Regions from separate parts of the Mus musculus genome. Here regions 2, 3, 4, 5, 6 and 7 are each linked to region 1. Evidence: chromatin loops called from intact Hi-C (ENCODE). Cell type or tissue: heart. All regions are shown on one strand. Each heading gives the region's core, and the rest is flanking DNA. Links, peaks and the distances in the headings are about the cores only. Region 1 holds the start of St6gal1 (beta galactoside alpha 2,6 sialyltransferase 1). Region 2 overlaps St6gal1 (beta galactoside alpha 2,6 sialyltransferase 1). Region 3 has its middle 9.4 kb from the start of C730014E05Rik. Region 4 has its middle 25 kb from the start of Rtp1. Region 5 overlaps St6gal1 (beta galactoside alpha 2,6 sialyltransferase 1). Region 6 holds the start of Eif4a2 (eukaryotic translation initiation factor 4A2). Region 7 overlaps Adipoq (adiponectin, C1Q and collagen domain containing).

The links. Peaks named below come from ENCODE experiments on the same cell type or tissue, not always from the same donor. Only the 100,000 strongest peaks of a DNase experiment are listed, where the experiment ranks them.
Region 2: it touches region 1 in a loop (2.1-fold over the local background); 3 of 42 quality-filtered maps call a loop at or near these places.
Region 3: a loop joins it to region 1, with 2.5 times the contacts of the local background. A loop is called at or near these places in 21 of 42 quality-filtered maps.
Region 4: it touches region 1 in a loop (4-fold over the local background); 17 of 42 quality-filtered maps call a loop at or near these places.
Region 5: a loop joins it to region 1, with 1.8 times the contacts of the local background. A loop is called at or near these places in 15 of 42 quality-filtered maps.
Region 6: a loop joins it to region 1, with 2.6 times the contacts of the local background. A loop is called at or near these places in 2 of 42 quality-filtered maps.
Region 7: a loop joins it to region 1, with 6 times the contacts of the local background. A loop is called at or near these places in 18 of 42 quality-filtered maps.

Annotation. Positions count from the first base shown.
Region 1 is chr16:23,222,543-23,226,965 of GRCm38, reverse strand. It overlaps St6gal1 (beta galactoside alpha 2,6 sialyltransferase 1), which reads right to left and starts at 2,226. Exons shown (of 8, transcript NM_145933.4): 1 at 1,737-2,226. It overlaps BC106179 (cDNA sequence BC106179), which reads left to right and starts at 1,482. Exons shown (of 3, transcript NR_152126.1): 1 at 1,482-1,498; 2 at 2,522-3,181; 3 at 3,471-4,423. In heart, for the core only: CTCF peaks have their summits at 966, 1,935 and 2,135; DNase peaks (open chromatin) are centred at 155, 845, 1,565 and 2,225; H3K4me3 peaks cover 2,521 bases; H3K27ac peaks cover 3,174 bases; H3K27me3 peaks cover 453 bases.
Region 2 is chr16:23,330,532-23,334,954 of GRCm38, reverse strand. All of the region lies in intron 5 of St6gal1 (beta galactoside alpha 2,6 sialyltransferase 1), which reads right to left. Among named protein-coding and RNA genes, the nearest start is that of Gm30814, 6.1 kb to the right of the region's middle. In heart, for the core only: no CTCF peak of the experiment used is centred there; a DNase peak (open chromatin) is centred at 2,004.
Region 3 is chr16:23,163,706-23,168,128 of GRCm38, reverse strand. No RefSeq gene overlaps it. Among named protein-coding and RNA genes, the nearest start is that of C730014E05Rik, 9.4 kb to the left of the region's middle. In heart, for the core only: a CTCF peak has its summit at 2,459 (motif pointing left); DNase peaks (open chromatin) are centred at 858 and 3,498; H3K27ac peaks cover 345 bases.
Region 4 is chr16:23,401,463-23,405,885 of GRCm38, reverse strand. No RefSeq gene overlaps it. Among named protein-coding and RNA genes, the nearest start is that of Rtp1, 25 kb to the left of the region's middle. In heart, for the core only: a CTCF peak has its summit at 2,478 (motif pointing right); a DNase peak (open chromatin) is centred at 2,475; H3K27ac peaks cover 558 bases.
Region 5 is chr16:23,285,330-23,289,752 of GRCm38, reverse strand. The region is part of intron 2 of St6gal1 (beta galactoside alpha 2,6 sialyltransferase 1); the gene reads right to left. Among named protein-coding and RNA genes, the nearest start is that of Gm30814, 39 kb to the left of the region's middle. In heart, for the core only: no CTCF peak of the experiment used is centred there; a DNase peak (open chromatin) is centred at 2,272.
Region 6 is chr16:23,105,649-23,110,071 of GRCm38, reverse strand. It overlaps Eif4a2 (eukaryotic translation initiation factor 4A2), which reads right to left and starts at 2,604. Exons shown (of 11, transcript NM_013506.3): 1 at 2,252-2,604; 2 at 1,439-1,484; 3 at 1,221-1,353; 4 at 813-952; 5 at 1-87. The coding sequence starts at 2,280. Snord2 (small nucleolar RNA, C/D box 2) reads right to left here and starts at 1,119; the gene lies at 1,052-1,119. In heart, for the core only: a CTCF peak has its summit at 2,673; DNase peaks (open chromatin) are centred at 1,821, 2,321 and 2,671; H3K4me3 peaks cover 2,956 bases; H3K27ac peaks cover 2,658 bases.
Region 7 is chr16:23,149,206-23,153,628 of GRCm38, reverse strand. The region is part of intron 1 of Adipoq (adiponectin, C1Q and collagen domain containing); the gene reads right to left. Among named protein-coding and RNA genes, the nearest start is that of Adipoq, 4.9 kb to the right of the region's middle. In heart, for the core only: a CTCF peak has its summit at 2,036; a DNase peak (open chromatin) is centred at 2,028.

The DNA.
Region 1 (4,423 bases), core at 96-4,095:
TCCACGGGAATCATACATAATAGATAAATTAATTAAATAAAATCAATGAAAAGAATGCTTCGTTCTGTACTGAGGGGCTCAGAAGCAGCTGACTACAAGAGACACTCTCCTCCCAGCGGGGCTGATGTCAACAGCCCCAGCTTCTGCCCGAACAAAGGCTTCTTAGCGCCCGCAAAACATCTAAGCCTCTCCAGTTGGCCCTAGTTCAATTTGAGAACAAGAGGGCAGCCAGGAGAGCAGAGCAAAGTTATGAAGCGGGACAGGCTGAGAAGTGGGGGAAATGCTAAGTCCCTCTTCTCCACTAAAACAGAGAACTCTAGAAAGGTATAATGGAAGGGCGCAGTTTCCAATTTGAATTATTTTCTTTGTTTCACTCCGCCCTGCCTGAGGCTACTGCCTTTTAAGCCGACCGCAGAATCCTCTGGATGAAGGCCGAGCAGTTGGAAGACCCAAGGGGCTGAACTCTCAGACCTCAGCTTCCTGCCTGTAAAATTAAAAAGGTTCCCTAGCTGTCGCCTGGATTTTTTCAATAACAAAGGTACACGGTTGAAGGCTGTCCAGTTGTCTTCAGAGACAGGTTAGTCTCCACAGGGACTACTCGAGGTGCAGCATCAGATTGGTAAAATGCTGTCACTCCTGCACAGGTCGCCTAGGATCCGTTCACCGCCCCCTTCCTGTCCTCAACTTTTCCTCAGAGCTGACAAGCCCAGACCTCAATACGCTAAAAATCCGGCTGCGTGAGCAGAGTGAAAGTTAAGGGGAAAGCACAGCAAACAGTGGACCTACCTCTGCGAGCCTCCGATACGTCCCCGTCTAGACGAGGGGCCCCCGTTGGCCTTGTGTGGCCAGGGCCAGTGACACCTGAAATGTCTAGCCACAGGGAGCTCCCAGGCGAAGAGCAAGCAAAACCCAAGACCTCACTGGTGGATTTTGTTAAAATGAACTATTCTTTCAGCAAGCTAGGGAGGCGCTCGAGATTCCCCAACAGGGGCAGTCGCCAGTGCACGGGGACAATGGTGTGTCGGGCAGGGTCTATTTTAGAAGGGTACCCTACAGATCCTTAGTTCAGCCCACGACTCTTAAGAAAATCTCGAAGAAGAGATGAGGGCTTGTAGGTTTCACCTCCAAACCCGTGCCAATGGGTGAAGCATACGTGTGGGTGGGGTGGGGGCTTTTTGTCGGCTCTTTCTTGTTTGTATTTTCTTTTTCCTTTAAAAATCAACAGGTTTAGTCCGTCCCTTCACAGAGCACCGCTGCGAAAGGTCCCCACCTCTCCAGCAGTAGTAGGTGGCCTCCAAGCGCCGCACCCGTTGGTTTGGCTGGAACAATAACCTGACCAAAAGAGGTTCAGCCGGGGCACACGTGCGTTTGTTGTGGTGCCTGCGCTCCCCCTCTCCTTCCACCGGGCTTGTTTTCCTGCTCTGTTACCAAAGTGGGCAAGATCTAAAGAGACCCTCACTCCGCGAGTCAACGCCTTACACAATACAGACGCTGCAGTGTAGGTTCCTGCGTCCCCGCACACGTGGGTTTGTTATGGGTGCGCAGGCTGGCGTGCCGGGGGGTGGGGGTGGGGGTGGGGGATTAGGGAGGGGAGGCCAAGGCGGTCCCTCCCCTGGACCCGCGACAGACATCCCCAGCCCGGGGCGGCGGCTCCTACTCCCGCAGCTAGGGCTGCCTCTCAGCGCACCCCTGCACTCCTTCTTCAGACCCGTGCCGCCCGCCTCGCCCCTACTCACTTGCAGCTCTCTCAATCGGGAAGGCGGCTGCGGTCGCTGAGCCCACCGAGCGCTCGCACGGCGCGCAGTCCGATTCCCTTTGTTAGGGTCGGGCAGTGCCAGGGCGGCTCCCCAACCCAGGCTGGCGCTCAACTCCACTCCCCCAGGTGCCTCTGGATCTTGCCGGGCCGAGGGAGAAGAGCCCGGGACTCAAGCTCCGAGTGAGTCCCCTTGAGAACGGATCTTCTGGGAAGCAGAGAGGGAGCACAGATGAGGGTACAGAGGACCGGGAAGGAGGGAAGAAAAGCACGGCAGACCGGCGGGAGGACGCTTGGTCTCCGTTATGCAAATAGAGTCGTTAAAACTAGAAAAGTGCTCTATCACACCGGTCCCAAACCATCCTGGCCCTCTGGAGGTCGCTAGCGAGCAGGCTCAAGGTTAAAGGTGCCTGCTTAGGGCTCCCCGTAATGCAGGGAATCTTGCAGTCTGTCCACAAAGAGCAAGCCTTTGGGGCGGAGCAATGCGGCAGGCAAGGAAGCCCAAATGCTGCCTCCACCCCCACCCCCTGCGTGTCCCGATGGATTGGATTCAGTGTTATCTGGCGAAAACGTTCTTACCAGAGTGCTTGTCCTGGCTCTGCACAGGGTGATCCTGATCAAACAAGTCATTTAACCCCTGTGAAAACTCAAATTTTTATGTAGGACACATACATCTTAGACTGTAGTATTTAGAGTTTAACAAAAATCCCCCAACATTAAGTGTATCCTGTACACAGCCTTGTCAAACTTTTTTTTTTTTTTTTTTAGATGTTCTGGAGTCCTGCGACCTGGAACTCTCACAGTAGGTACGCAGGCAGGCAGGACCCGGTTACAAAGGTAAAGACAGCCGGGCACCTTCCTTCCACTGGGCTTAGGATACGGCTGCTGGAGAAGTCAGGAGGAAACATCTTGTTGAAGAAGCAGTCTGGCAGTCTGACCATCTCTGATTACCCACAGACCACTTCCGAAAGACTGAAAACTTTCCTCTGTAAGAGAACTGGAAGCCACCATCTGGCCGCTCCTTCGGTCCTTTCTATCCTAGAGAAGAGATTTGACTACTCTGAGGCAGTAATCACATCCCAAATATCCACCTCTGAGCTGGGAGAGGAATCAAATAGAGCTCCAAGAACGCAGAAAATTGCTGGTCTGGGTTTTCTGTGTAGCAAAATAGCCTCTACAGTAAGATTGCTGGAGCCAGGACCAGAGCGTTCTCTTCAAGTCCAGATAGCCGCTTCCCACCACCAACCTGGGAAAGAAAAGATTGCCGCCTCCTCCCCAGCACCTGTCTTTCAGATTGTCTTCCTCCATCCTTTGATTCTGAGCCCCTAGCTGCTCACCCTCCCCCAGCTGCTCTGGAGCCAGAGACCCAAATCAGAAAGTGCCAGACAGTGAATTCAGTTCTGTGGCCAAGAAGCTATTTGTTCTTGGGTGAGTTCCACAGTCTTTCTGGGCCATTCTTTCCTCTTCTGCAACATGGAGAGCTAGAAGACAGCACTAAGGATCATGTTTACACGAAATGATTTATGTGGAGCAAGTAACGTAGAGTCTAGCCTACTGAGCATGCTCATAATAGTGCACTCTGCTGTGAGCCAATGAAAGCAGACCCCGGGTGACTGTTTCTGAAAGGGTGCTAACTGAAAGTCGAAGATTTTGTTCTACATTAAGAGGCCATTAAACGATTTTAATGCATGGCTCACAGTGCATCCTTGTGCTTTAGGTAGATTCTTCGGTCGCGGTTCTTGAAGATGGAAACAGGAGCGAGGACTTTAAGTGAGAATCTCAGACTGACTTGGGAGCTGACAGACAGTGGAGATCGCTTAAGCACCTGAACTGTGACGCTGACACAGGAAATGAAGAAAAGGCATCTAGACAAGAATCACCAAAGACACAGTGCTGGTTTCAGTGTTATACACAGTAAGGTGTTAAACCCACTTGTGGATGAGGAAATTAAGTCACCCAGGCCCTTGAGAAATCTCAGTATCCCTCACGTTCATTGAAAGCCTCAATCCTTTCTTTCAACCTCCCTCTTGTTTCCACTCAATTTAAGAACTAAGAACCATACAATAGGAAAGAGACTCTTTTAAAATGGGATACAGCATCTACTCTTAAGTTCTATTTTCTAGAACTCTAACCAGTCAATGGGGGGGAAAGGGAAGGGGTTCACTCTGGGTTTTGAACTTGCCACATTGATAATACCCACACACTGTGGCAAACCTAAAAAGAAGCCCTGGGGGGGGGGGGGGTCTAGAACAGATAAATAGACATGTAGGGATATTCCCAGAAAAACTGCAGGGGCATCACCATCTGGTAGCTTTCCAAAGTGGCTCTTTCATCAGTAAGGCCTTCTGACCTGCAATGAGAGACAAAATGTTGAACTATATCTCAGGACTATAGAGCTGCAGGCTACAGGAATATAGTTCATCATGCTGGTCGGGGACTATAGATTGTCAGGCTATAGGAATGTAGTTCATCATGCTGGTCGGGGGCTATAGAGATGCAGGCTATAGGAATGTAGTTCATCATGCTGGTTGGGGGCTATAGAGCTGCAGGCTATAGGAATATAGGTTATCGTGCTGGTTGCTTTCCTTAGAAGTCCACATTCCATAACTTCTGCTCCCACTATCTGAATGTACCCTCCATTCCTATGCTGAAATCTCAACCTGCACTCAA
Region 2 (4,423 bases), core at 96-4,095, 110 kb before region 1:
TGTCTTCAGACACTCCAGAAGAGGGAGTCAGATCTTGTTGCGGATGGTTGTGAGCCACCATGTGGTTGCTGGGATTTGAACTCTGGACCTTTGGAAGAGCAGTCGGGTGCTCTTACCCACTGAGCCATCTCACCAGCCCATATTTTAAGTTTCTAAAATGCTTTATATTAGATGTCGACTAATATGCTCTTTGGGGATTTTTTTTGGTTTTGTTTGTTTGTTTTCATTTTGTTTTGTTTGTTTGGTTGTTTGGTTGGTTTTTTTAAGACAGGGTTTCTTTGTGTAACAGCCCTGGCTGACCTGGAACTCGCTTTGTAGACCAGGCTGGACTCAGATTCACACAGATCTGCCTGCTTCTGCCCTCCAAGTACTGGGATTAAAAATGTCCTCCACCACGGCCCAGTTTATTAATATGTAATCTTCAAATAAATAAGTAATGAATGAATGAATGGCTAACGAATTAGAGCTGCAGCTATCAGCACCAAACAGAGGAACCTAGAATATTCCTATCATGGGATGCAGTAAGTCAGTGACCTAAGCAGTCTGGCAAAGAGACCATGGAATGTCTTCCTAACCAGGGACTATCCAGGCTGACAGAGACTGACCAAAGAATGGACGCCTAGTCTCTTAGTCTGTGCCAACTTTGTTAATCGTTAGCTATTTAGATAAGAGTCACCTAAGGAACTGTGACAATCTGTAATGGTGCGCCATGGAAGGCCTGGGGAAGTAAGTTCCCAGTGTCCCTGTGAACTGTATTTATGACTCAAAGTTTTATTCTGATACTAAAAGAATACCAATTCGGATATTCAGCCCCAAGAGAGGTGGCAGCAGCTGCTGCCCTTGCTGCTGCTATTGGCTGGTTGGAGATATCCTGACAATGAAGATTAGACATGCCCCAAGGAACTTGGTGCCCCAATCAGCAGGAAGTAGTCTAATGATATCAACATCCCCTTCCCCCCTTTACCATCTGCAGTCACAGCTCTCAGTAATAACTACTTATGTCTCTGTCAAATGATTTATATCGGAAAGAAAGGGATGTGAAGTCTATGTAAGTTACAGGGGTCTAAGAAAGCAACTTCTGTGGATGTAAAATATTGTGTAAGTTCTGAAGGCCTTAGGAAGTTATTTAAGATATATGAAAAAAATGAGAGAATACAAAATGTTTCAAATTTCCGTCCCCTTCTATGATGTTGTTGTTATACTAAGATCTCAGAAGTTCAGAGTTCTAACATCGATTAACGGAATTCTGATAAACTGGTAAAGCACGGATTACCATTACTAGTCACAAGCTCAAGATCTGACGTTTCCTTTGGTTGTCTGCTTCTGACCGGGCTAAAACCATCTCGGCTCAATCTGGGTACCCAGCCCTCTGGACAGAGAAGCAAATGTCCATACTTTTTAAGGCAAACCCATCGCTTCTGCTAGCTCATAAGCATGCTTCTACTCTGTTTACAGAATTAGCTGCTTTTTCTACAATGTGGATTTCAGTGCGGATTGTGAACAATGATAACGCTATCAAATCTAAAATTTTTATCTCTTTTTTTAAACTAAAAAAAAAAATCAAAAATACTTCAGGGAGTTGTGGAAGTCGTTCCGTTTTGGATCTACCTCTCACAGATCAAACAGACTCTAGATAAGTACACCCTAGTTGTCTGTGCCTATATCACTCCCTCCCCAACTCAACTCCCCCCCACTTTGGGATTCCTCCCCTAACCACCAGGACTAGGGTCCTGAAAGCTACAAATGTAATATTTTTTTCCTTTAAGTTTCTTGACTTTAACTTCTATCCCTAGTCTATATCTGATTTAGCAGATTTCCACCTTGCTGACAGATACCACCTAGAAATCAGCTGTGGACAAACTGTTCCAAATGACTTCAAGGCCTGGGCTTGCTGGAAGCTGATGCGAACCAGTCCAGTTCCCTTTCTCTTCGGCTGGGTCAGTTAACAAGATGCTTCTGATGAGTGTTCCATTGCCAGAATCTCCTCCCTGCCTATGACTAACATTGAAGGGTGGGATAGCCCAGTGAGATGCCTTTGTTTGTTAGGAACGAGTCTTGGAAGAGAGCACTTGGACTTCCCCTTTCTCTAGTCCCGTACACAAAGTGAGCAATGGCGTGCTGTCTCAGCACAGGCTCTCATGTAACTGGGAGCCAAAGTAAATATTTTCTTGTTCTTAAGATTTATTATCATTTTAAATTGCATCTAGAGGTGTGTGTGCATGAGCACTAGAGCCCTCAGAGCTCAGCGTCTTCTAAGATGACCCTTGTGAGCCACTTGGCATAGATGCTGGGGACCCAACTCGGGTCCTCTACTGGACCAGTGCACACTGCTAACCAGTGAGTCTTCTCTCTAGCCCCAGCATTTTCTCCTTGTAAACTGAATGTCTCATGTATTTGTAGTAATAATAAAACGAAGTCAAATGTCCCGTTATGCTGTTTTAAATGAACTAGTTTTCAATATCTGTCTCCTAAAAGGGTAAAGAGGGGGAGATCTGGGCTTTAAAATCTTTGCCAGAGAGGAAGCTGCTTTTAACAATAAGGAGGAAGTGTAGTGATGACCTTGGCCATCTACTCTGAGCTTTTATCCCTGTGATAACAAACAGCAATTAGCAAGACCTGATCTCTATCTAGACTAATCTAGGACTGTGTACACAGCTGCCGTGTCCTGGAGTTAAGAATGGGAAGTGGGGGCTTATAGATGCTAACAGCACAGATTGACCCAAATTAACCAGTTTCCCATTTAAACCTGAAGCTCTAAGTCACCTAAGACCTATAAGTCCCAAAATAGTGTCATCTCTACTGGTCACAGTGGTGGTCTAGGAGGGAGACAGGCTTGGGGGGGGCTTCCTCCTGGGCACCTCCCCAGAGGCTTCCTTTCTACCTGTGTTGGTTTTTAAATTTACTCAGCTCCATCTCATCTACACCATGAAAAGAATAGAAACGCCAGTGCCCTGCTCCAAGTTACCCTGCATTGTGTAAAACAGTGGTCTATCAGTCTGTGCCATCCTGAGAGAATCCATTCTCAAGGAGGTTTTGACACCATCTTGAGGAGGGAGGATGACTCTGTACCAGTGTGGACATGTCCGGCACCACTCACATGCACAGACTGATGAACGATTTATTCCTGGGAGTAGGAAGGGTGCCACCCTGTCAATTTATCAGAGTGAATTGAGAAGGAAGGGCATAACATAGGTATCTTAAAGGCATATCAGGTAAATCAGACCAGAAAACTTACTGGATACACTAGATCATAGCGAGGCAAACACTTAAAACTACAGTGGCAGTGACCCCCAGCAACCTGTCAGCTGCTGACCACCCTAGTATGCATGTCAAAGGACCAACTGGCAGATCTCGCCATTGTTCTCCAGGGTTCAGCTTGGTTTAGTCCTGCTTTTGATAGTCTAACAGAATTACCATCTACCTACATTCTCTTCTCCCACCCAGACCTGCCCACCTGCCTGTTCATTCATCTTGACCTGCTCCTGCCCTTTTGTCTATACAGCTCCACTAGACTCTATAGCTCAGTTCTGACCCTGAAGCCTAACACTGATATCTTGCCCCTTACATTTCTATCAATTTCCCCGTCGTAGGCCTTCATAAACCTATGAACACCCCTGCAATAGCCATTTAGTTCTTTCAGTCACTCTTCAACCTCTTCACATACACACGTAGATAGATAGATAGATAGATAGATAGATAGATAGATAGATAGATAGATAGATGATATATAAATAGATAGATGAATAGATAGATAGATAGATAGATAGATAGATAGATAGATAGATAGATAGAGATAGGTAGCTATATGATGGATAAATAAATGGATAGATAGTAGATAGATGATAGAAAGATAGATAGATGATAGATAGATAGATAGATAGATAGATAGATAGATAGATAGACAGATATATATTTTGTGTGATATGAAATGTGTGACTTGAAAGTCAATGTTAAAAATTAAGATAAGGATAAAAGAACCCACGTTTGCTCTGGCTAGGGCTGCCAAAGAAAGCAGGAATTACCTGGTAAGTTACTGCCATTGGAACCACTGTAGCTTTGGCTACAGTATGAATTTACTGGCATCCAATAAATCCCAACACTGTGGAAAGCCACTCTTGTAGGCTACTGAACTATAATTATACCATCTTGTTACTGTATTCTTAAGATACTTTCATTGTTAAAATTACCTTCTTCCCTTGGTTCACTTAACAGGCCGATACATTCCTTAGGGACAAAGGTTTTCTGTGTTTGAAATTCCTTTTAGCAGACTTCCTCTTCTCCTACCTCAACTACAAGACATACACTTTGATGAAACTCTGCCTCTGTCTGTTTGTCTTTCTCTGTCTCTGTCTGTCTGTCTGTCTGTCTCTCCATCTCTCTGTCTGTCTGTCTCTCTCTCTCTTTCTCTTGTAAATGCCTACGT
Region 3 (4,423 bases), core at 329-4,328, 59 kb after region 1:
AACTTTCTGTGTTTGAGGACCTTCAACTTCCTCCCTCCTGTCTCCATTTCCCAAGTGCCGAGTTCACTGGTGTTTAGTTTATGAGTGCTGGGACTTGAACCCAGCACTTCCTGTGTGTTAGGCAAGCACTTTGCTAACTGAGCTACATCCCCAGCCCTATTGCAAATGACTTTTCTGAACTGTTTGCACATTCGGTCAGGCCCTTCTAAGAAAAGAACTGTAATAAGTGGAGTTCGTAAGCTTCCCGTACTGTAGACTCTAATTCAGAGCAGTCTATTCTAACTTGGCTGCTTGATCTTAGGTCTGGAGTGAACCCCCCTCGTCGGCTGTGGTTTTGTACCCAGGTAAGGCTAGCTGTTTATCGCACTATCCCACCCATCAGGTACTTTGCTTTCTTTCTTTTCAGCAAATCTCTCGCTGGCTCCGCAGCCCTGGCTAACCTGGAAATCCAGTGTAAATCAGCGTCACCCTTCCCATGCAGCAGCTTTAATGGGGCCACATTTACCCTGACTCCTCTCCACTTCAGATTCACTTTCTCTGTGGTAAGGAAGCTGTATTTTATTTTTAATTCTTATTTTTACATTTTATGCACTGTATAATTTAAAACGTTTTGTTGGTTATTTTAAAGTAAAGTAACCTTAACATTGACTCAGCCTCGTTCAGCTGGTTTAAACAAGCTCCCCCTGCAAGACACTCCCTGGATTGTCCTTGTATTCTACTACAAGGAACCTAAGACCTCAGAACTTGTCCAGTTGAACGATGGCTAAGACATTTCCTCATGTTTCCTGTTAACAGCCAGACTCTCTGTCATAAGACAAACTCAGTGACTCACTTCCCAAGGCAAGAATTTTTCCACAAGACCGTGAACATTCAAGCAAAAGGTCCTGTGAACAACCTGTGCCCCAAATGTCTCAGAGCCAGCAGGAAAACGGTCATTGGGATTCTTCCTCTTGTCTACATGGGCTCTGGGTCTGCTCCTTGTTAAGCTGTCTAAGAGCTGTGGCTTTGAACACGTTAGCTTCTCTTACACCCAGCTTTCAGATAGATCAACTTGGTCAGTGATGTTTTATAAAGTGCCATGAGGATTAAATAAAATAATACCTTTTAGGTACTTCAATAATATTATTGATATTTTTTCATTGTCATATGTCTTGTACATATGAGATGCCGAATAAATATTTGCTAAATGAATACATGGCTTCTGTAAGCCAGTGATGAAATGGAAAGTTTCACAGAGGTTTCTAAGATGGTAATTGAAGGCTAATAAATAAATGGGAAATGGCAGTTTTTTATTTTATCCTGTGACAGCCTAATAATAGTGCCTTTGTTGATCCATTAACAAATATTTTTGCATGACTAGACCTCAGAAGACCTCAGACTGATCCCTGGGCACAGGCACAGAACAGTTCCTGGCCCTATGTCATTGGATGCAAATAAGAAACTTAGTCTAAGCTCAAAAGAGTAACTGTAAAAATCTAGGAACTGTGTGTCAAAGGACTCTTGAGGAGAAACGTGGGGAGCTTTCAGAAATCAAGGGGAACTCCCCTATCCTTCCTCTCCCTTCCCTCCCTCTCTTCCCTCCCCCTCCCTCCTCCTCCCCTATCCTCCCTCTCCCCCATCTCTCCTCCCCTCATTTATTTCTCTGTAGCTAAGCTTCTTTTTCCTATACTGCATAGTAGAAGATGGCCACCTATGAGCTTTAAGTCTGCATAGTGTGTTCTGATCCACACTCATGGAAGAATCTGGCTGACCCAGTCTGTCTGGAGAGGCTATAGCAGAATTCTACCCTGGGTAATTTAAAAGGCATAGAAAATCGTAATTCATAATGGCACACAACTGTAACTCCCATTCTTGGGAGACTTAGGAGACCTCCAGGTGGAGGCCAATGTAGGTTCTCGAGCAAACTGCTTCAAAACATTTTTTATTAGCTCAAATTTCTGGAGAGTGGGGAAATCTAAGATTAAGACAACAGAGCTGGAGAGATGGCTCAGCAGTTAAGAGCACTGGCTGCTCTTCCAGAGGTCATGAGTTCAATTCCCAGCAACCACATGGTGGCTCACAACCATCTATAGGGGAATATGATGCCCTCTTCAGGCAGGCGGATGTATATGCAACAGAGCACTCATACATTAAATAAATAAAGTTAAAAAAAAAAAAAATGACAGCAGTGTGTGGCCAAGCCCTCCTTGCTGAAGCGATCACATGGCAGCGAGGCAAAAGAGAAAAAGGCAGACTGGCCTCCCAGGGTGGACGTGTTAATCCTTTCATTAGAACAGGCACCAGTTAATGGCTTTGCCTCTTAACTACTTTTCACAATGGCAACTAAATCTCAACAGGAGCTGGAAGTGCACGTTGAAACCAGCGCGGGGCGTACTTCAAGTCCCCACTTGAGGCCGTTCAAAGGCTTTTAGGAGAAGGAAATCATGGGGCATCTTAAGGGTACCGGAAAAGCAGTTCTAGGAGGCTGCCCCCAGGAGGTTGAAGGAAATATGACAGCATCTAGCAGTTCCTGCAGGTGCTCACACATCACAGCCATGACCCTGACCACGAACTGAACCACAGTCATCTGTTTTCCTTTAAGGATTTCATAAGTGCATATACTTTGTTTCAATCAAATCAACCCCCTAGTCCATTCCGTCTAACTCCTCCCCTATACCCGCCATCATTTTTGTCTCCCAACTTCCTATGCTGTACTAAATAAAACCCATTGCGACCTCTTAGTGCGTCCTTAGTGCGTCACGCAACATGTGCTTGCGTGTTGGATCGTCTGCTGAAGCATGGTTAGTCTCTCAGGGGCAACGCCTTCGAAGAAAACGGATCCCAATGGCCCATCAGCTATCCGATGCCAGCAATGTCTCAGCTACCGGTAGAGCTTCATGCGTGTCTGCCCAACCATTGTAGAGAAATAAACCTTTCACAGCAAACACCGAAAGCGCCTGAAAAGTGAACAGGTAGGCAGCCAGGACTGAAGCCGGAAGCTGAAGAAATAGCCCAGCTGAGCGTTCTGGGTGTGTTTGTCTTTTCCAGCTTCTCGACTTAGGCCAAAGGCAGATCAGACTCGGAAGCAGCGTATTCCAGACCATCAAGCAAGCTCCAGAAATCACCTTTGCGAACCAACAGGCCCGGAAAAGTAGCCTCTGCACCAGGAATGCCAATAGAAACGGCTGCCTTTCTTGCCACTCTTTCCTGCCTGCAAGCTCCTGATGCTGCAGGCACTCTTCCACCGCTCCCAAAGAAAGCTTGCCCTGGGACCAGAGAGAGTCAGAGGGAGGGTGATGGCTTTCAAACCGTTCAAGACAACCTAAGGCTTCTTTGTCGTCTCTCTAAGAACTTTACTCCAAACCAACCATAGTTACACAAAACAGCACCAGACCTCAGAAGAATCAGGAAAGGGAGGGTCCTGGGAGCTGAAGAATGCCAGGAAGTGACCAGGAAGCTTGCTGGAAACGGGTTCTTTTCACTCTGTAGAGGTCCCTACATAATTCCTAGACTTAGTTCCAGGCTGCACAAATGCAGAATAGATCCAAGGTCGCAGACTCAGCTACCAAGTCCCAGAGTAAATGCCACGCAGGAAACACAGAACACAGAAGGTAGTAACTACCCGGTCTCAAAGCAGGAATTCACAAAGGATCCACACCCATGGAGGATGAGACACTGTGTGTAATCTGAGCCTAAGCCAGTTAACTCTGCTCACACAAATATGCACATTTACTTGAGGATTTTAAGAGAAGCCAGGGTCTTGCTTCACAATACCCAAATGTGCTAGTTCCAACACAAAATCCCAAGCCACCATGGCAGATGAAGGCCAACCTGGGAGACACAAGGAGACCTCCCTGTAAAGAAACAAAACATCATCTAATCCACTAAGAACCTGAGAAATCGTCCCAATATTCAGGAGAGAGAGGGGGGATGGGGGGTGGGGGGGGTAGGACGAAGGGATGGAGGGACAGAGTTTGGTTTCTTGTTGCTGTGATAAAGACCATGATCCAAAAGCAAGTAGGGGAGGAAAGGGCTTATTTCAGCTCGCCAGCCCGTCTTGATCAGAGTTGCTAGGGGAGGGCAGTCTGGGAAGGAACTGAAGCAGAGATCGTGGAGGCATGCTGTTTACCAGGTCACCTGCCCCCAAATGCTTCAGTTTCTCTCCATTTAGGATGATATTGGCTGTGGACATGCTGTAAATTCTCTTTATTGTGTTGAGCTTTGCCCTTTTATGCCTAATCTTTCCAGGATTTTTACAATGAAGAAGTATTAGATTTTGTCTAAGGCTTGCCTGCCTGCCTGCCTTCCTTCCTTCCTTCCTTCCTTCCTTCCTTCCTTCCTTCCTTCCTTTCTTTCTTTCTCTCAACTAATGAGATGATCATGGGAATTTTTCTCTTTCAATCCTTTTATGTAATGGATTGTATTTATTTATTTATTTATTTAT
Region 4 (4,423 bases), core at 283-4,282, 180 kb before region 1:
TAACGAGTCACCACACTGATTTCCATAGTGACTGTAAAAGTCTGTTCTCCCCCCAGTAATGGACGAGCGCTTGACACATCCTCTCCAGCAGGAGCTGTTACTTGTTTTGTCATTCTGACTGGTGAGATGAAGTCTCAAAGTAGTTTTGATATGTATTTCCCTGATGACTAAGGATGTTGAACATTTCTTTTCTTAGATTTATTTATGAAACAGGAGTTTTGCCTGCATGTACATCTACATACCAGAAGAGGCTTTCAGGTCCCATGGGACAATAGTTACAGACAGTTCTGAGCTGCCAGGTGGGTCCTGGGGATTGAACTCAGAACCTCTGGAAGAACAGTCAGTACTCTTACTGCTGAGCCATCCCTCCATCCCTGTTGAGCATTTCTTTGTTTCTCTTCCATTTGAGTTTCTTCTTTTGAGAATTCTCTGTTTAGCTCTGTAGCCTGTTTTTTTGTTTGTTTGTTTTTTGTTTTTTTTTTAAATCGGGTTGTTTGTTGTCTTGATTTGTCTTGATATCTGGTTTTCTGGGTAGTTGATAAAAATCTTTTCCCATCTGTAGGCAGCCACTTTGTTCAAATGACGGTGTCCTTTGTCATGCAGCAGCTTCTCAATGTCACGAAGTCCCATTAACTGTTGTTCTTAGTCCCTATGCTATCAGTGTTTCATCCAGAAAGGAGTTTTCTATGTCAATGAGTTCAAGGCTATTCCTCACTTTCTCTTCTACAAGGTTCAGTGTATATGGTTTTATTTTAAGGTCTTTGCTCCATTTGGAGTTGAGTTTTGTGCAGGGTGGTAAGTATAGATCTATATGGATTCTTCTACATGCAGCCATCCAGTTTGAACAGCACCATTTATTGAAGATGCTATCTTTTTTCCCCTGTGTATTTCTAGGTTCTTTGTCAAAAAAAGATAGGTGTCCATACATATGTGAATTTGTGACTGGATCTTCTGCTTGGTTCCATCAGTCTATGTGTCTGATACTGTGTCAACAGCACGCTGCTTCTATTACTACAGCTCTCTAGTACAGCTTGAGACTGCAGATGGTGAGACCTCCAGCAGTGACTTGATTATTCAGGATTGTTTGTGCTATCCTGGGTTCTTTTAGGTTTCCATATGAAACTGAAATTTTCCCTTTCAATTTCTGTGAAGAATTGTATTGGATTTTTGGTAGGGACTGCATTGATCTGTAGATTGCTTTGGATAGGATGGCCCTTTTTACTGTATTAATTCTGCTGATCCATGAGCACCTTTCTGACATTTTCTTCAAACACTGCAACCCCTTAACATCTCAAGGCCTGTCGTACCCTGCCCCCTCCTCAAGCCCCAGGCCTCCCCTTGACTTTGTTTCCCCTCCCCTTGACTTCATTGTTGTTTCACTTGTGTTTCTGGTGTTGGTGTGTGTGTTTGTGTGTGTGTGTGTGTGTGTGTGTGGCTTTCCACAAATCATTCTTGTACACATAAAAGTAGATTGCAATTTTATTTTATTTTATTTTACTATTAGTCCTTAGATGGCTGTGTGGATCCAGAAGGAATGGAGGTCAGGAGGAAGTGGGAGGTATAGGGGCAGGGAAAACTGTCATCAGAATATATTGTATGAAAAAAAATATTTCCATAAAAGAAAAAATAATGAAATAAATAAACAAAACAAATAGATTGCAGTAGTTATTTGCCAGGTAGTTATTGTTATTGTTTCTGTTTGTTGGTTGGTTGGTTGGTTTTGTTTTTGCTTTCTTTATTCTTCTGCCAGGAACACTTGACCCTCAATATTACCAGGTAAATAAAGGAAGAAAAACACCCAGGAAAAGAGACATAACAGGCTGAGGTGCTGGCTCAGTAGATAAAGTTCTTGTTGTGAAAGCAGGACGATCCAAGTGCTGATTTTTAACACCCACATAAAGGCCAGGTGGGTATGTCAGGCTGCCTTGTAACCACAGTACTCAAAAGTGAAAGATGGAATTCCTGGAGAACGCTGGCTAGCGAGATTAGCTCATTCGCTGAGCTTGAGTTTCAGGTGAGACACCCCACACACACACACCTGCCTTAATATATAAGATAGAAGAGGAAGACTTCACAACCATGTACACACATACATGCACATGCATGTGTGCCCACATGTGTGAGCATGCAAACAGGCATAGATGATAAATGTCCCTCTATATTCTATTTTTGGAATAGGATGTTGTATGACCTCACCACACAGTAACTGATCCTGTCTTTGCACGCTCTGGTAAGTACCGGAGCACCTACTGCTGCATCTTGTGCCAAATTCCTTCTGATAAGATGATAGAAACCAGAATGAGGTGGAACTGAGCCTCCTCCTGTAAACAAAAGCTATCTCACAGGAGCGTTCCTTCCAGTTGAGTCATGTGACCTCCTAACCTTCTAGATGTAATTTGAACAAGCAGGCATCCTGAAATTCTAGCTGCCTGGGGGCCAGTTGATTTAGAAAGAAATCAACCATTCAGAAGGTTATAACCACCGCAGGCCACAAGGGGGCAGCAGTTTCTGCTCTTACTTCAGGAACTTGGACAACCATAATTAGGAGTTGGGCAGAAAGTATAAATTACAGTGCATTTTAGTGAAAATAAGAACTATAGCTGCAAGCAGCAGCATGGAAGACCCTCACAACATGCTGCCAGATATAACACACACACGCACACACACACACACACACACACACACACACACACACATTATAAATATACCACCCTATTCAAACAAAGGACTCAAAGAATTAAAATTTCCCCCAGGAATGCCATCCATGCTGGGTGGGGCGGGTGGTGGTGGCGGACAACAGCCTGGCAGGGGAAGGATTCATAATCAGAAGGCGTTCACACTGTTCTTTAATAAACATGTGTGCATTTCCTGGTGTCTGTCTGTCTTTTCTGTCTCTCTCACACTCACATCTTTTACATCAAACTGTAACACTGCTGCTAAAATAAGGGAAATTGGGGCCCCCTTTAGTGGGTCTTGGTCTCTTTGATAAAAAGAATTTTAAAAACAGTCAGATTGAGACACGCTGACTCCGTGGCAGGCTTCAAGCTGGCTTCAAACAGGAGACTAGGCCTAAATTTCTGTTTCCAAGACCCGGGCAAGTCCAGACCTCAGAAGCTACCCTGCCGTTGGCCCTGAGGTAAGGACACGGTCAGCATCACTTTCCAGATGTCCTCGGGAACAGTTTTCAGACTTCCCCAGCAATGGTTCTGGAATGTCCCCAGAGATAGAGCCAAGAGATAGAGGTTACCTACCTACACCTCCCCGGGACTCCCTGATGTACTTTAAATTGGGCCTGCAAACTCACATGGGCATCCCCACATTGGAACAGGAGACTCCAGCATTCTGGACTTCTGCAGAATAAAACACTCTTTGCTTTTATATACTATTTGAGTCCTGGGTATCATTCTTTGGTGAATCATGGACCTTTATGAGATAAAAATGTCAGGACAATTTTATTAGAATTTAGAAGGAAAATCATAAGGTAGCAAGTTGGAAATCTTGCCCAGAGGAGAATGGAGAAGGGCACAGCCATGCTGTTTGAATTAAACAGATATGGAGCTCAGACACAGGGAGGGCAAGCGACCACCTGGCAGGAAGCAAAGCATTAGAAAAGTAAAGCCCAGACCATTAGGAAAAGCATGCTTAGAGAGGGGGCAGGAAGAAGAAAAGCAAAGTCACGCTTGTGTGAGTAACTCAGACTTATAGAGCTGTATGGCTGCACTGTGAAGGAGACCGTGCTGGGGTGGGGTGGGGGTGGGGGGTGTCTGGGAAGAAAACATGCCTTGCCTCAGTAAAGGGATAATTATTGGCTTAGGGTGGGCCAATTCTTCCTGAGGGATAGATCCTTGGCCAGGTGACCAACCTGCCCCTGAATTAACTCTTAGTGGGGGAGACAGTGCAGGAAGTGGAGGGAACAAAGAATCCTGGCGCTTTCTCCCACTCTCACTCACTCTCATTTGGCAAACCTACAAACACCTCCACCTCCCTTCCTCCTTGATTTCCCAGCAGCCACAATCTGTAATGGCTTGCTTCCTTGTGAGACTAGGAGAAGGAAAGAAGAGGTTAAGGAAATAAGAAGAACGCCTGTGGGCGTTGGTATTTGAGGAGGACAGTGAAGACCTTGTAGAGTGAAGACCTTGTCAACGTGACTGATTCATTACTGGGGGAAGGTGGTATTGTAGATAAGGGAAAGAACAGCCAGCGGCATCTGGGGGAGTCAGTAATGGCTGCCTTTCTGGGACAGAGAGAGTAGCACAGAGAGCAGGAAGGGGGAGCAGCAGCCTGGTTATTGCCAGGGCTGCAGGAGTAGGGAAGAGCATGAAGATAGTGGGAGACTCTTGCTGGTTACTATGTGTTATGTGGAAGAGGAAGAAGGGGAGGAGGGGGAAGGGGAGGAGGAGGAGGAGGAGGAGGAGGAGGAGGA
Region 5 (4,423 bases), core at 328-4,327, 63 kb before region 1:
AAATACAGTCAAAACCAAGGACTGTGGCTAGACTGCTCTTTATAAAGAACTGAGAATGGGTGTCCTTTTGTTGTTGTGTTCAGCAAGGGCCTTTGGCATGCAGGTTGTGGTGTTAAATGCTCTGACTATGGTTCCTCACTCATACACCTTGATGAAAACAAGCGCTACAATCCTACTTACAGACGTCAATCAGAAGAGAGCATTGGATGAGAGGCGGAGCCTGTGACTGCATTGTTACTAGGACTTTTCTGTATGAACAATGAAACCCTTACAACAATGGTATACGTAGAGACGCTACTGTCGTCTATTTTACTATTTTATTTTTGAGACACAACGTGGCCATGCATTCCAGGTCTTAAACTCACAGCCTCAGCATAAGAGTTCTGGAATTACACGGGTGAACTACCACACTCTCTCTTATGTCTATTTAGAGGGGTGGAAAAATGAGATTAAAAGCAGAGTAAATAATCTATCCAAAGACTTCCATCTGTGCCTCCAAAGCCCGTGTCAGAGCCATAGGCTATGGGGCCACAGAAGCAGACAGACAGCCCCTCCTCTTTCCTAAGGTTTGTAGAATTTGGAATGAAGTCCTGCCCTATTTCTGTGCAGCCGTGGAAGGCTGAGGCTTCACCTAGGGTCACACCATTACCAGTCAGATGACCCTATAGTCAGTTGCAAGATGGAACTGACTAATTGGGTTTCTGGAGAAAAGGGCATCTCCCAGCTAACAGTGGTCTCAGCATCAGTGGTTAAGTTATTCTGGTGATACTAAAAAGCAATGTGGCAAAGGACCCACAAGTGCAAGACACTTGTCCTTCAGTTAAACTGGATAAAACATGGCATAAAGTTTTCATACCTGTTGCTAATAAAGCCCGAGTGTCACCCAGAGGTAGGGAAGCTAAGTAGCGCCCAACTAACATCTAAAAACCTGAGCGCTCTCTGGGTGCTAAATCCAAAGACTTAGTGCTTATTATAATTTACAGTTCAAAGGTCAAAAAGATCATGAGTGGACGGTTGCACGCTATAGCACCAAAACTGAGGTCAAATATCAAAGCAACTTAAATATCCACAGAAATAAGCAAATTATAATACAGAATTCTAGATCCTCCTAGGAAACTGCTAGTCTATCACCAACACTACCTAGCTGGAAAACGTTTATAACAAATGGGAGGAAAAAAAACCCAACATGAGCTTTTCATCAACACCAACAGGATAATGTCATCACATGAGGTGCTCTCTCGGTCCGTGGTTGCGGGGGAATCCTGCAAAACCACAGCATAGCACCGGGATGCTGAGATTCCACAGTCTCCCTCCCTCGGCTCACAACTGAGCATCATAATGCTAAGGGATTGACGCAGAAGCACGTCCATTCAGCACCAACATCACCCTGGCCTGGCATCACTGAGTCATTTCAACCTTGAATGTCATCTAATTTCCAAAACAAAAGCTGTTCTAAGGGCCCAGGTCCTTTACCGTTGTCGAATGCCCTTAAAGGCAATGGCTTCCCTTGCTTCTTCCAACAGGTTGAAGGACAGCTGGGTAACTGGCTACCCAGGCTCGGCCGATGGGCATTTTCTCTACAGCACCACCAACAGCTCAACCCCCTCAGAGGTTCTATAGCAACACCAAAGCCTCTGCCCACCTTCCCCAGTCTTCTGGGCCCAGAGCAAACTTCCATGGTTTACAGACTGCAGAGAAGGGAGCAGAAGGCAGCCCTTGGCTGATCTGGCTCCAGCCCTTCTCAGCCCACCTGTGACTGGCGTCAACTGACCTTACCTTATGAGGCTCCATTTCCTAAGCTACTAGGTAATTAGTTCAGTTCTGCGCATGGTGTTGAGGGATGAGAAGCCATGTATGCAAAATGCTAAGAACGTGCCATGCTGTTTTCCCTGGCCACGTGTGGCTATTCAAACTGATGTGTGCTAGCAGGAACAACGTGCTCACCAGAATTCCAAGATTTCCCATGGAAAGAGGAATCGAAAATACCTGGTTAATAATAATTACATTGATCATGTAATAAAGTAATATTCCAAACACATTGGGTTAAATAAAACATTATCTACATTAATTTTACCCACCTTAAAAAAAAACTTTATAATGAGGCTATTGCAAATTAGCAACATAAACACAGCCCACATCCGTGGCTTGCTGTTGCCGTCAGAGAGCACAGGCTTGGGACAGAGTGACATCTTCAGAGTTATTAGTTCCTTCTCTGTTCTTCCCCCCTGCTTACTGTCCACAAGAACAGCTCAGCATTCTCAGAGCATGGAAAGCTTAGTCACCATTGCTGTGTTGGGTGAGTGGTTCTCCTTTCCAGCTGCAGCGTACCACCCAGAGACACATGATGGAGACCAGAAAGAAAACTAGACCTGCACGAAGGGGCTCCAGCTCTCTACCATGGTTACTGACCATCATCCTAATGCTGCATTCTTGAGGCACAGCTCTGTCATTTACAAAACGAAAGGTCATGAGACTTTATTCTGTTGATGACAAACTGTACACGTGGTGCTCCATGATAAACTGCAAAGGACTCTAGACAGGATTTAAAAGTGTCACTTGAACATTCATACTATTTTCTACATTTGGGGTCTCTAAAAACAGATCTTCCCCCAAGAATCCATCTCCACCTTCCTGCGGGAAGCCTGTTAAACTACATTGTGCTGGGAAAGAGGCAGGCCTGAAGGAGCTCCTGGAGAAATAGCCTCGCAACAAAATTGAAAAGTGGAGGGTACCAGCAAAGACAACAGGGAGGACTCCAGGCCACACACTTTGACAAAGAAGAGGATGCCAAGGTCCCAGCAAGCAATCGTAGAATCCCTGGCATTTGACCAGTGTGCCGGAGGCAGTGGTGGCTGCTCAGTATAAAGTGTATGGCGAGCTGTGTCTGGCCTCAGGCCCCCCCCCCCTGCCTGTGCTGTTCCAGGCTCCTCCAGCTTCTCTCACAGTCCACTCAGGGACTTGCATGGTCAGTTCTTGTGTGTGCGTGGAGTACCACCTGTGACATGTGTGGTTCGAACCGCAGCTATTTTCACAGAGGAACTGGTGGATGTAGGAACTCCTGTCTCAAAACATCCTGTTCCTGCCAGGTGTGGTACCACCTGTCACCCCACCCCTCCAGCTTCTTACTGCTGAGGCAGCACGTTTATATTTATATTTCAAAGCCAGCCTGGGCTGCATAGTAAAAGTAAAAACATACTTAAAGTAAAAACAGGTAGAGGAAGAGGAGGGGTGGCTATACTAGGCCTCTAGAATTACAGTCAACGTTAGTGGTGAGGATAGTCATATATGCCCACATAGAAACATGCAGATGAGAATGGGCCTGCAGACTGGCCCAGACTCGCGCACACTCTGATCATGCAGCACTGCCTACCCACATGGGAGCAGAGAACTCGTAACTATCATTACGCCCTTATCATGATCAGATCACTAACCATCACAGTAAGGAGCATTTACACAAAGGATGGTGCCAGCGATTTACTAAAGGCCTGCAGGCAAATGGTTCTGCCTCTGAGCACACTGAAGTTCCCAGACAGTGAGTGCTTTTCCCAAAGGCCACACACAGAAAGTGACACAACAGTCACAGCTTACAGTCCTGCCCATCTCCTCAGCACACTGCGAGGGAGAGATGGAGCCTTAAGTAGTTACTTAAGTAGTTACTTCATTGGACACCCTTTGTTTTCTAAAACAGTACCACACACACACACACACCACACATACACTACCTACACAAACACACATACACACACACGTACACACACATGCACACACAAATACACACACACCACACACACGTCTGAATTGTCTAAGATGCAGTGATCATCACCATGGGATACCCATGGGCTGGTATCTACAGTTCTGTAAGACTGTACTGTTGTTGTGCTTCCAGCTTATAAGACCTTCCTTTCATGCTGATATGAAAATAAAAAGTGACTTCACTTAGATTGAAAAAGGTACAAATAACAGAACTAGAATTAGAAGTGGGAGAAAGCATATATTTTTAAAAAGTCTTTAACTGTCAGGCTCATTGGGGTATAATAATGGCTGCTTAGGAATTGAGTCAGACTAGCTGTTCACAAGAAGAGACTCACAAAAGATATGTTCTGGCCCAGTAGTGGTGCTGCACGCCTTTAATCCCAGCACTTGGGAGGCAGAAGCAGGCAGATTTCTGAGTTCGAGGCCAGCCTGGTCTACAGAGTGAGTTCCAGGACAGCCAGAGCTACACAGAGAAATCCTGTCTTGAAAAAACAAACAAACAAACAAACAAACAAACAAACAAAAGATATGTTCTGAACAAAGGCTAATCAAGCAGTGACCACAGAAACCCCAAGGATTTGGGGAGTGCAGATTCCTTTGTGAAGTGTTCCTTGGAGTCTTCCCTAAGGTGCTGATCAAATGCCTGTGGAGGCAGCCTCTAGCCCAAGCT
Region 6 (4,423 bases), core at 279-4,278, 120 kb after region 1:
CATTTCATTTCGAACATTTGTTCCTCCAATGCAAGCATGACAAGTTGCTCCCATATAATCTCCAAGAGCCAAAATTACCTTTTGGATCTAAAAGCCAAAAATGGTAGTTATTCTATAAAACCTAGGTCTAAGACTAAGCTTAAAGGCATAATTGCACTATTATATATGCCAACAGCTTTTATGCATGCATAGCACAAAATTTACTAATTTCAAGCTTAAAATTCACCTTAAACTTAATGCTCCCTCCTCTTTTTAAACTTGGGACCTTGTTACCTCAAACACCAACTAGGAACGTAAATAATCAATTTCTACATTCTCCACTGTGTAGTGAAATGCTTTTAAGGGCAAATATTGGTATTTTTTCCCACAAGGCACTGAGCCTTATAATCTTGACCCGAATAAAGCTTGCAGCTTCATCAGGAAGTATTACTTCAAAGCCAATATAGCAGTGCTTTGAAAACATAGCATGCAACAGATGCATCACAAACTACTGAGACAGTCAAATGTTTAACATGTCACTGCAGTTTTCATGTTGCACAACTGCATTCCAAATTTTAAATGGGTACAGATATAATCCACCCTGAGAAACCTATGGGTTTAACTGTTGAGGTGCAATCAATCCCTAAAGTCATACCTACAATACCCATTTCCTGCTTAGCTTTCAACAAAACTCCCTGCATGCATGGACAATTAAAATGGGGGCTCTCACAGGACTAGGACAATTTATACGTTTTAATTTTAAATTCTTCACAGTTGTGAAACCTGAAACCTATGCAACACGCAAGCAGTTTTTTGAACTACACTATCAATACCTGTTGAGCCAGTTCTCTGGTGGGGGCCAATACTAGTGCTTGGGTCTCCTTGAACTCAATCTCCAACTGTTGCAGGATGGAAATAGCAAATGTGGCTGTCTTGCCAGTACCTGACTGAGCTTGAGCAATCACATCATACCCTAAAAAAAGTAGGATACATATTTACCGATCCCACATCAAATCGTTACTTCTACTATACACCATGTATTCCAGTTGGAACATAAAGTTACGCCCACATAAGTGATCAGCAAGAGTATTCTCTTCATTTCAGGTCAGTCCCGAAAGATGATTTGCCATCATTTCACTTTAAGGAATACAATCAGGTGCTAGTACTTCCCCAAAGGTCACTTTCCCTTTTCCGGTCCATGTATGTGCAGAGCACTTATCCTAACGGCAATAGAGTTTTACCTTTAATACAAGGGATAATAGCTCTTTGCTGAATAGCTGAAGGCTTCTCAAAACCATATGCATAGATGCCTCGAAGAAGGGACTCCTTTAAATTCATATCATCAAAGTTATCAACAATTTCATTCCAGTTGCTCTGTAAGTTAATAATGAAACTATGAATAAGACATGAAAAAAAAATGTACCTTTCCAAACCTTTAACGTCCACACCCACTCCTTACCTCGATGACACCATCGGGGTCCATTCCCTCTGGGCCGCCATGTTCTCTGCTGACAACAACACTGCAGTTAGACATACTGCTTCCAAGCCACGCAGAGACCCTTAAAGGGCCCTTCCACCCCGTACCTCATTCCCCTCCGCGCCCCTGTGCTCTGCTGAAAACGCCTCAAAACCGGCCGCAATGCTGCGAAGCGCCATTCGCCCTCCCCAACAGCTTGGGACTTGGACCCCTAAGTATAGACGCCCCTTTACTCAGTGCCCTAGGACCAGGCCCTCCCGCTTGGGAAGCGAAGCTCTCGCGAGTGCTCCGCGCGCCGAGCTCCGCCCCTAACTCTGCGCAAGCCGGCGTGATTGACGCCGAAAGGCCCAGGCAGGTCCATGCCAACGGCTCCGTCGCTCCGTTTCACGGTCCAGGGTGATCGTCCCCTGGCCGTCCAATCTCCCATCTCGACAGAACCCTAAGAACGCCAGCTCGCGCCACTGGCCGCCAATAAACCTTCGGGTCCCGGTTACCCGCCCCTAAGCAGTCTGCGCCACGGCTCCGCTTGCCATATCCCGTACGGGGAGGGGCAGCAGCCAAGATGTCACAATGTGTCCTAAGAAAGGGCATCCTTAATACTCCGTTCTTGTATCCGTCCTGTCTCCCCAACATCTGGAGTCTTACCATCATGGAAGCTTCTCGAAGGGCACAAGGAGAAGTGTGTGCCCTAAGAAAAAGCCCGCATACCTGCAGTGTGGCCGCCAAGCAACCCACCTCAACGCGGGTCCTAGTGACCTTGACTACAGGCCACCGGCCGCCCCGGGAGCGCCGTACCTGTTGTAATCCGCGGAGCCACCAGACATGATCCGAAAACCCACTCAGCGCCCGACTGAAAAGACAGGCGGACGGCGCCGCCCGTTTTTTATAGGCTCGCGGCCGGAACCCGTTTCTCGCGGAGGAATTTCCTTATTCCCCTTTCGGAAGCCACAAAATTGTACTCCTGGAGTTTGTTACCGGAGGTGAAGCCCTACAGGAGTCGATGACAAAATCCACATTTCACTATTACTTGGTATTACAGCGTTCCCGGAGATCCACGAATCGGGAACGGGTCTGGGACTCTTTGCTTTCGGCGGAAGAATATTGCAGCAGCGCGACCGCGCGCCGCGCTCCTCGGCCGCCCTGCTCCTACGGGGTTTCCGCGGCCCTGCCGCAGAGGCCGGCGGAGCCCTGGGCGCTTAGGGCGGAAGCCGGTGGCGCTGTTCGCTGGCGGGCGGCGTCTCCAGGACGCAGCTCCGGGCTACCTGCGCGTCAGCGTGCCCTTGGTCCGAGCCACCGCGTTCCGTGCCGGAACAGAATAGGGTTACCCCGCCCGTTCTCACTGCTGTTTAATGTGACAGGAAAGGGCTACCTGGCATTTCGCCCAGCCATTTAATATCCATTCAGATCTGGAACGTGTGAAACCCCTGCCACGGAAAATGTCGGCCACCCAGCACATCCTAGGAAATCCAGTTTGCAGTTCTATTTTTGTAAGACGAGAAGCACAGTGTGTAGTATCATTAACAGATGTCCCTAGGGTGGTGATTCGATTTTCATCTCTTTCTGGTCGGTCGTCTTCAGCTCTGGCTTAAAAAATAATGCTAATAATTTCAACCTAACAGGTGCGAGAAATGACTGATAGAATCACTACCAACTTGTGCAAAGGACCTGTCATTCTTTGTAACACAGAAATGTAAATGGGTGCTTCTGGCAGACTCAGCCCTAGCACTTCAAGAGCTGATTGTCTCTTCTGGTAAAACAAAACAAAAACAAAAAACAAAAACGATTTTAATCATCTAATATTGCCTTACTGAAATTGAGACAATATAGTTCGTATTGCTCGTAATAAACTTGCATGGCTGCATAAGCCTAGACGTTTCCAGTCAGCCACAACTCGAGCCCCTTGCAAAAAAATATAAGATATTTAATCCTTGAATTTTAAAATATGAAAGTATCCTGAACACTCAAAAATTTTTCTCATTAATTCAGAAGACCAAAGACTGACTAACCAGAGAAGGAAAAGGCTCAGTTTGGTAATTTACGAAAAGTATTTGGCTCTAAAAAGATTAAATTAGATTAAATTGTATTTGTTTATTTATTGAGTGTGCACCTCAGCGCGTGGAAGTCAACGGACGACTCTTAGGAGTTGATTCGTCTCCTACTACTTGGATCCCACAAGTGGGTCCTGGGGATGGAACTTAGGTCAGCATGCCCTAAGGCCAGCATTGAATCATCTTGCCAGCCCTATGTGCTATCCTTACTCAAAAATAAAACCTGTACTTATTTGGAAGTTATTGTGTCAGAAACTGTTACAAAATGATGACAAAATAGAGACCGGGTGTGGTGACATGGACTTTTAACCCTAGCACTCAGGAAGTGGAGGCTCGTGGATCCCTGCAAGTCTTAGAGGGTTCAGGCCAGCAAGGGCTATATAATGAGACCTTGCCTCAAGGGACAAGTGAGTGAGTGACAAAATGGATTGGCCATCCTGTGTAGAGTCTCTTTCAAAGTTGCCATAAAAATAAAAATAAATAATACTTCCTGATCTAAGAAACTCAACAAAGTTCAGTTTTTCTGAGGAAGACTACATGTGCCTAACAGATGTTTTCGTTATGGTTAGTACTGTCATTACATGCCCTGAGGATTTTCCTAAGTCCCTTAAGAGGAAATATTTAAGGCTAACCTTTAGACTATAACTGTGGAAGACATTTTGTATTTAAAAAGTATAGTCTGAGTATGGTCACACATGTCTTTAATCCCAGCACTCATGGAGGCAGATGGATCTCTATGAGTTTCAAGGCCAGCCTGGTCTACATAGTGGACAGTCAGAGGTACATAGTGAAACCCAGTCTTGGAAAAAAATGACAATAATAATAATAATAAATTAGAAGATAATAAATCAAAGTCTCCATCCCCCATGAGGTGTTTCCAGTAAACACTGTGCTTATCCTGTTCTCACAGCATAAATAG
Region 7 (4,423 bases), core at 215-4,214, 73 kb after region 1:
AGGCATATGCCACTATGCCCTGATTAACCTTTTTGTAAAAAAAAGACATTTTGTTTTTAATTTATGTGTGTGTGAATGATTCTGTGTGTGCGATTGTGAGAAGAGAGAGAGAGAGAAAGTGTGTGTGTGTGTGTGTGTGTGTGTGTGTGTGTGTGTGTGTGTGTGTGTGTGTGAGCCCAAGGAGGCCCCGAAGAGGATTTCCTGGAACTGGAGTTATGGATCGTTGTGAGGCACCATGTGGGTACTAGGACCCAAACCTGAGTCCTCTGGAAAAGCAAGTGCAAGGTCTTAATTGTGAGCTGTTTCTCCAGCCCACCTAAACGTTTTTAAGTCTTTTAAAAAGATTTAATTTTATTTTCATTCGAGTGTGTGTGTGTGTGTGTGTGTGTGTGTGTGTGTGTGTGTGATCTGTGTACAGGAGTGAAGCACCAGTCAGTTGTGAGCTGCCCACTTTCAGTGCTGGGAACCGAACTCAGATCCTCTGGAAGAGTAACATGCTCTCTAAACTGCTGAGCTGTCTCTCTCTCAGCCTCTCTTTAAAGTCATTTAACATACATACCAACATTACAAGAAACGATGCTGCCACCCAAGAGAACATGAGTGTATGCACACAAAGACCTATCTCGGGCTGAGGGTGTCACTCTGTAGCAGGGCACTGCCCTCGCATAATCAAGGACCTGGATTCCTTCCTCAGCACAGCAAAGAAAAAAATAAGCAGGCCTAGCTGAATTACTCTTGCCAGCTTTGGGTAGTCTCAGTTTTAAAAAGTGTACTACTAGCCAAGCAGGATGACACAAGCCTTTAATCCCAGCACTTGGGAGGCAGAGGCAAGTGTATCTTTGTGAGTTTGAAACCAGCCTGGTCTGCATAGTGACTTCCAGGACAGTCAGAGTGATATGGATTTTCTGTCTCAAAAACCAAAAACCAAAACAAAAGCAAAAGAAAACATCTGTTTTAACTGTTAAATTTAGTGAGCAAAATAAATGATCTTCATTCTTCAGTCATTTCTAAGATCCTCGTTAAGTTCCTGTCAGTTAATTTACTGGGGTCACAAAGTGTTTCTTCTGCACTGTTGTGCCTTGGATATGTTTTGATTTGGGGTCTTTTGGGGGAGCACTATTTTGAGAATGAGTTTCATGGAACCCAGTCAAGCCTCAAAGACTCCATCACTGGATTTAAGATGACCTTGAAGTCATGATGGCCTCATTGCCACCTCTCAAGTGTTGGGATTACAAAACAAGCACCACTACATAGACTTTTCTTTTTAAGCTTTACCCTTTTTTAATATAGAGCCTTTGTCTATGGCCCAAATTGGCCTCACCCTCAGGGTACTCCTCGTGCGTTGGCCTCCCTGATGTGGGATTACGTGGGTGTACCAGCGGGCCCAGTTCCTGTAACGTTTGGCTGGTTTTATGTGGAGGTTATTGTTCTCTGCACCCACAGTGCTGAGACTCAAACCCAGGGCCTCTCTACTCATCTCTTCGAGGCAACTGCTCTGCCACCGAGCTACATCCCGTCCCTTATTAACATCTCTGCAGGCGATTGTGTGAGCGTGTGTCACCATTTTGTCTTCTTACGTCACACTGCTGTGACTTGCCCTCTAGGTGCAGATCATCCTTCTGTCTGTCTGTCCTCATTCCCAGGTGTACAGGGAGTCTGTCCTTTATTTGCTTAGTTCTGTTGACATTTTCCTTGATTCCAAGCAATAAACAGCTCTTATTCTTGGAAGGATTTGGTATTACCCTGGTTTGTATTTTCACTCTCTCTATATAATATCACTCTTTGCTGTACCTGTGACTTTCTTTTAATGGTGCTATAAACTGTGGCATAAGATCATTTTAAATGCCTTTGATTAAATTCAGCCTTGCACTCCCTGTTGCCTTGGAGCATCATTCTTTAAATACCCAATTCTAGTTTGACCGTACACAAATTGGAACTGGCAGGTGTGGGGAGGAGTGAGCCAGAAACAACTGCCCTAGCATTGCTCTTGGAGAGCAGGAGTCTGCCCTAGATTGGCTCATAATGTCTCTGAGTGCCTCTGTCGCCATCTACTGAATCTGGAGTGATCAAAAACCCAGTCTCAGAAACTGCTACAAAGAAAATGAAGCAGAGCTTGCCCTGGAACTTTCTTATCACAGTCAGTCAGTCAGTCAGTCAGTCAGTCAGTCTATTGGTTGGTTGGTTGGTTGGTTGGTTGGTTAATGTGTGTGTGTGTGTGTGTGTGTGTGTGTGTGTGTGTGTGTGTGTGTGTGTGTGTGTATGGTGTGGTGTGTGTGTGTGTGTGTGTGGTGTGTAGTGGTGTGGTGTGTGGTGTGTAGTGGTGTGGTGTGTGTGTGTGTGTGTGTGTGTGTGTGTGTGTACCCACAGAAGTTAGAGAACACCTGTGGAAGTCAGTTCTCTCCTTCTACCAACTGTGTCCTGGGGAATGAACTCAGGCCATTAGGTTCAGCATCTTTACTCACTGAGTCATCTTGCCCGCCATTGCTCTGAGACTTTTAATATTGTGTGTCTTATGTCAACTCTGCCCTTCTTACAGCTCCAGCAATCATATTCCTGAAAACTTCAACTCAAGAATCTAAGAAGCACCAATCTTTTCCATGGGGAAATAAGAAAGACACCAAAATGCTTGAAATGGAGGCAGGTAAGGAGGGCCCCAAAGACAAAGGGTAGCTCAAAACAGATCCCTAATGCTGGGGAGGAAGGAAGAGACAGAACTCTAGAGTTTTCAGTTCTCTCTCTCTACTGAAAAACCAATAATCTTTCTCATCTAAAAACACATTCTTCCCCCACGCCTCCATGTCCTTAATGCTTTTCTCTACTTACAGGTATGGTTGTTCTGGGATTCCCCGAGTGCCATGGGACTGAAGTACTAAGCGCTGCACACCCTTAGCTGTTCTTTTTAAAGATTTATTTTTATTTTTTAATTATTTGAATATTCATGGGGGTATACACCTATGTACAGGTACCCACGGAGGGCAGAAGGCATTGGATCCCCTGGAACTAAGTTAAAGACAGTTGTGAACCAGGTTCTTTGTGAAATTTCCTCTGCAGATACTGTTAGCTGCTGAGCTCTCTCTCCAGCCCCTAAGCCTTTGGCTGATAAGGACAGATCTCACTGAAGGCTTCTCTTTCACCGAGTTCTGGATGTAAAGTCAGGTCTGGATACCCATGAAGGACAACACAGAATGCCTCTTTTTTAAAAAAAAAAATATTCCACATTGTTTCTGTTCTTTATGTAGACAAAGCAAATGTTGCACTCTGACTTTGAAAGACTTCTGTTTCTATAAGGAAACACTACTGAATGGAACCAAGTGCAAGAGATGAATCTACAGCTAGAGCATGTTACAAAAGAAACATTGTAGATAGGTGTTGGAGGTAGACAGCAAGGATCCAGTATAATGCTTTGCATTTGGAAAGCCTTTGTTCCACCATCTCATTGAATAACCACAGCCGTTTTGGAGACAATACTGGGGGGGGGGGTTACTCAAAAAGATGCATGCTCGGGTACAAACAATCAGTTTTGCCCTTTATGTGTTTGTTGGAAGACTAAGCGACAGACTCCATGAACCATGCCTAGGGGGGTGTCTGGAGTAAGCCAGTGAGCAATGGCTGTCACTTAGGACTGCTCTGACTTAGGGGTGAGGAACTGGGGCTGCTGGGTGCTTGAGTGATAATCTAGATCCAACAGAACCCGTGGAAGTAGAGTCCTGGCTAGATAACCTCTGGCACAGACGGGGAAGAGAAACATACTACCGTCACATACCCTGCCTTTTAGTACCCTTCCCCATGGGGAAAGGGTGAGAGACCAGAGACTGTCAATCCAATGGCCTAGCTTGCCAGCCCCCTCCTCATTCTGCCCCTATTTGCCTCCCTGGCTTTATGCTCTTTGCCTAGAAATGTGATTTCACAATAATATCATAAGACCCAGTTGGCAGAAAGTGCGGAGTAGTTTACAAACTTACAAAATACCGTACACGTTTGTGAGAGAAGGAAAGTAAACAAATATTAACGTATCAACCCACTGTGGACAGCTGCTGAGTTTCACTTCACTCACACAGCCTTAAGGGGAAGACCGACAGCTGAGACATCTGGGAGAGGGAAAGGTTTGGTCATTTCTGCCAAAATAAGAAGCAACCAGGTAGGACCAGGCGTGGTGGTGCACACCTTTAATCCCAGCACTTGGAAGGCAGAGGCAGGCTGATCGATGTGACTTTGAGGCCAGCCTGGTCGATAGAGAGAGCTCTGCTATTTGTTATACAGAGAAACCCTGTCTCAAAATGTTTAAAAAATGAACATGTCATCCAATGACCCACTGGCCTTCCTAGCAAACCACACATGAGTTATGCAGAGGGATGGCTGCATGTTTCAGGACCACTGTATAGTGAAGGGGATGTGAAATTCCTCTTTGACCTGCTGGCATTTT